2 separate regions of the Mus musculus genome follow, and region 2 is linked to region 1. The links are chromatin loops, found by intact Hi-C in ENCODE. Cell type or tissue: left cerebral cortex. All regions are shown on one strand.

Region 1 (2,500 bases):
CATCAAGTCTCTGAAAGTTTAGGTGCATCCCCTCCCACTGAGGCCAGACAAGGGAGTTCAGCTAGAAGAACATATTCCATGTGTGGCACGGGCCACAGTTTTTGTACAGGGTGATGAATATGGATTTAATTGCATTCTCCAACATGTAGACATCCAGTTAGACTGAAAAACAGTTTTTAGGGAAACCTCTGTTAGAAAATCCTGCAAGTAACACAAGTATAGTGGAAAACATTGAAAGGTATAAAAGTAAAGGTTTTTACTGTTTAATGGCTTCATATTCAAATATACATCTCTGTGGAGACGGAATTCACCTAACACTATTGAGACTAGCATAGTAGGAATACCGAAGCAACAATAATAAAGCCTACTAGTCCTCTGGAGCAATGATATTATTCTTACTTTGTTAAGCTGTGCAGTCATCTGGATAACGGCCACATAGCTGCGCTAGAACTGTTTCAGCTCAAAAAGGATGCTTTGGTGTGGATATAAACTATTCCCACTTGTGAACAAGTGTTAACACTTTGTTTCCAGTTTGGATAACTATTTCAGAGGTTGTTGAACAATCAGGAGGTGGACACTGCATAAAAGAATGGGAAAATAAACACTGAACCTAATAACCTGGGCCACTATCTATATGTCTCTGCTTCCTGGTTCCTAAAACTCAAGGAGGACCCTGCTCATGACATCACTGCTGAGAGCTTCTCCAGATTGGCCTTGCTTCCCTTCCCACCTCCTACAGACTGCATCCCATCAATACACAAACCAAAACTAAGTAGCTTCTTGGCAAGCATTTTGCCACAGCAACAAGAAAGAGAACCCATGTAAGAGCTACATATTGAGCAACACCATGTGGCAGCAAGAACAATGCCAGTTTCCTGTGCATGCCTTTCCACATAACACAGTGAGAATGGCTGTACAGATCTATAGACCTCAATAATGCTATACAGGGATGTGTGGAGCCACTGGATTGAGGTGAGAGTAACAGTTGATTGAGAAAAGCTATTGCTGTCATCTAGAGGACTAATAAAGACTCAATCTAAGATAAGGATAAGGGCACCCATTATACCCTGATAGAATTTACCACAAAGTATGAGACCTGGAAATCAAGGTTATTGGCTGAGAGCTAGAGAGTCACCAAAGGTGACAAAGGAATCTATTTCTGGAGATATGGAATCAAAAGCAGAATGATGGAGTACCGGAGATGAGCATGTCACCTGACAACAAAATTGTTGAAGAAGCCATTTCAGGTCTTTATTTATTCTGAAATGTCTTTTCTTTTATCCTTATGAGCTTATCGGTGCCATTGACTGCTTCCGGCGCCTGAATTATCTTCTCCCAGAAGACTCTTTTCCTTGCTTCATGTAACATATACCAAAAGATAATCTTCCTGCCTGGGAATCACAAGAATACTTTATATGCCATGCTGTGCTTTGTTGTTCTCCTAGGACTACATCAGCAGTCTACCTAGTGAGCATCTTACTTATCATAGCTACTGTCTATCTTTCCCATTGGAATTTACTCTCCATGAGGAGAGACAGGTTCATTTGTTTTAATACCACCTGATATCTATGTCCAAGGACAGTGCTTAGTGCATTATCTGGGCTTAATTCTGGTTGATTCAATGATTCAGTGACTACTGCACCTTGCTCCTTAAAAGGGTAACTCCTTCATGGGAGAAACTTATGACCCCAAACCACAACAAGGAAATACCATCCAGTAATTTTCCTTACATTATTCTTGATTCATTTTCCTGCTGTATTGAAATTTTTCTCTCTGTATTATAGTGTCTTATAGTTTTTTTTTTAACATGGCTAGAAATTATTCCCAACGAATATATATATATATGTGTGTGTGTGTGTGTGTGTGTGTGTGTGTGTGTGTGTGTGTGTGTGTGTGTCAATGTGGGTAGTTCAATGGTAATATAACTGTAATCCACACACTAGTTTCCATTGTAGGATCCTTCAATGAATCATCCCAAAGAATAAATAGAAATAATAGAAAAAATAATAAATGTAGAAAAAAATCAGGAAACAAGGCAATACTTTGGAAGAAAACTAAGGTCAAGAGAAGAGAGAACTAACCATACAGTATGGAAAGATTATTTTGCCTTCTCTGTCATCCTAGGGTCAGCTTATAGCTGACTAATTGTAATAATAAAGATGAGCAAATTTAATAGCATTCATACAGAAGATAATTTTTAGCAGAGTTGTAGAGTTTACCCAAGAAATTTTTACTTTATTATAAACCAATTGTCAATTGTTCCTTGTTAGGCCACAAGGGAAAAGTATAACTAGTTCTTGTCACCCATCTTCCTCTCAGGAATGCTGTAATGGTTTAGTAAAAGGCAACACAAAATTGTGCAAACAGAAGCCACAAAGAAAAAAAAAAAAAACAATTCTGCTTTGTTCCAAAGTTCCTCATGTCGCCTTGCTATTCCTTGCTTGTCATTCACTAATTAAATGTCAGTTCCCAATAGCTAGGTGGGTAAAGTGTTATTTGA
Region 2 (2,500 bases), 210 kb before region 1:
TTTAGTCTTGGAAAATGAGATCAAAATTGTCTTGGTTGACAAGGGCAGAACTCCTGGCTCTAGTTTTCTTGTTCCATTGTCTTGAATGGAGTTTTGTCTTGAGGTGTATTTCTTTAAGGAAGACTGAGTTCAAAGACTCTACCTGGCTATCATAGGACAAGATAAAACACACAAATATAGAGTTCGTGAGCCATTTATAAATCCTACCAGCTTGGATACCTTTATAGCTTCAGAAATACCAGAGATTTTGTTTGTTTGTTTGTTTGCTTATTTGAGGGGGGTTGCTTGTTTTGTTTTGGTTGGTTCGTTGGTTTGTAACCAGATAATGAAGAATTTTCCAGGTAAATCTTGAAAGATACTGATAAAAAGCATTGCTTGATAAAACCAGGGAGATAAATTGAGACTCTGAGATCTCCATTATAAAGACAAAGATCTGGGGTGTTTTATTCAAGTCTTTTTTTGTAACAGAGACTAGTTTTAATTTATTCTGATTGTATAACCTTTAAAGTAATTTGGATCTCTCTCCTTTTTGGTTTATATCATTTATTATTCAAAATAGGATAAACCATGAAATCAGAGCTTTCAAAAACTTGTATATGAAACTTTACGACCCATCTTTTTCTGGTTTTCACAAGTTCTTTATAGGTTTCAGGTGGGAGACAAGGTAAAAACTGTTCACTAGTCGGTGCCCTTGCCTCAGAGTTCAATACGTTTTTCTCAGAGATTTTAGCATCGGCCTCATTACTTATTTATATTTTCTCTCTTTTTTTCCACTTTGCAGATAATTGCTACTTAATTGATACTGCTTCTATGCAAACCTAGTCACAAGACACACCGCTAAACAGGGGAATCATTAATCTATGTGGATGTTGTAGATTTCTTTAAAAGGGTAGCTGGGATAAGCGAAGTCATTAGCAGTTTATTTGCCACCGAGCACTTAGGGAAAGCTCCCGTGGAAAGCACATCAACAGCCGGGATGGAACTGGGCAATTAATGCAGGAGTCCTGTACTTTGGAGTGTTAGCATGGGACTAAACAGCAGCAGCTGCGAAGTGTTTGTGCTGTTGGCATGCATGGTCTGTTCTGACATATGCAAATACCACACATGCTTACAGAACTTGCAAGCCCTATTGTACCATGACCTCACTGACAAAGCCCTATGACAGAAGCGCTTCATTTGCACCGGGTGCTATTAATTATTAACAAGCCAAGACCACCTCTTTGTGCTATTAGAGCTTTACAGAAAGCCAGGTGAGAGCACACACAAACAAGTCAGTGAGTCTCTAGTTCTCAGTTTAACTTGACTACAGCTCTCTTGCCAGAGGACTCCCGGGAAACAGAGAACAATTAATGCCAGAGAAAGCAAAAGGCTGCATTGAAAGGGTGACAGATAGTATCACCTGTGCAATAGAGGCATGCGCGCGCGCACACGCACACACACAAGGGTAGGTTTTTGTCCTAAGCACTGAGTAAACCATGTGATAACTCAGGGTTTTCCTGTAAATAAAAGTGAATGCTGGTCTTGGGATATATTTGTACCTAAGAACTCCTTTCACAGCTATCCCTAATCCTCAACATAAACGTAGAAAATGGGTGCTTACTACAGGAACTGAAATTTGAAGTGAAATTTTCTGTCATTGTATCATTAAGACAGACCATAGATCCTACCATACATAGCCCTTATCTCTGGAAAATAGTAAGATTTCATGGTCTAAAGAAACAATTCCTTCAATTCCCCCATCAAGAAATGCTAAGATTTTTTTCACCATTAACAAGATGCCTTTAAAATACCTCAGACCATGTAGCTAAGGCTGGCATAGAACTCACTAGGTTGCCAAGGCTATCATAAAATTCATAGGGCCCCTCCCTCAGCCAACCTAGTTCTGGGATTGCAGGCCAGAACCACCATATTTGTATGTCTAGACATGAAAAAATGATAACACTTCATACAAGCAACTGCCAGAAAGCTCTGAAGAGCTCTCTCTCTCTCTCTCTCTCTCTCTCTCTCTCTCTCTCTCTCATATGTCATTTATTTATATTTTAAATGTTATCCCCTTTCCCAGTTTCCCCTCCAGAAAACTCCTATCCTATCCCCCTCCCTCTACTGCTATGAGGGTGCTCCCCAACTTACCCACCCACTACAACCTCCCAGTCCTGGCATTCCTTTACACTAGGGAATCCAGCCTTCCCAGGACCAAGGACTTATCCTTTTGATGCCAAGAAATGCCATCCTTTGCTACATAAGTGGCTGGAGCCACGGGTCCCTTCATGCGTATTCTTTGGTTGGTGGTTTAGTGTCTGGGAGCACTGGGGCTTCTGGTTGGTTGATATTGTTGTTCTTCCTATGGGGTTGCAAACTCCTTCAGCTCCTTTCTCTAACTGCTCTATTGGTGACCCCGTGCTCACTCCAATGGTTTGGTGCAAGCATTTGCCTCTGCATTTGTCAGGCTGCAGCAGAGCCTCTCAGGAGACAGCAGTGCGCTTTCTGAATACACAATTTA

The links. A loop is a pair of places that touch in the nucleus more often than their neighbours do. Peaks named below come from ENCODE experiments on the same cell type or tissue, not always from the same donor. Only the 100,000 strongest peaks of a DNase experiment are listed, where the experiment ranks them.
Region 2: it touches region 1 in a loop (2.7-fold over the local background); 2 of 42 quality-filtered maps call a loop at or near these places.

The regions. Positions count from the first base shown.
Region 1 is chr6:14,813,884-14,816,383 of GRCm38, forward strand. All of the region lies in intron 2 of Gm36300 (a long non-coding RNA gene), which reads right to left. Among named protein-coding and RNA genes, the nearest start is that of Gm36300, 6.9 kb to the right of the region's middle. In left cerebral cortex, no CTCF peak of the experiment used is centred here; no DNase peak of the experiment used is centred here.
Region 2 is chr6:14,599,675-14,602,174 of GRCm38, forward strand. No RefSeq gene overlaps it. Among named protein-coding and RNA genes, the nearest start is that of Gm38768, 7.5 kb to the right of the region's middle. In left cerebral cortex, no CTCF peak of the experiment used is centred here; a DNase peak (open chromatin) is centred at 1,081.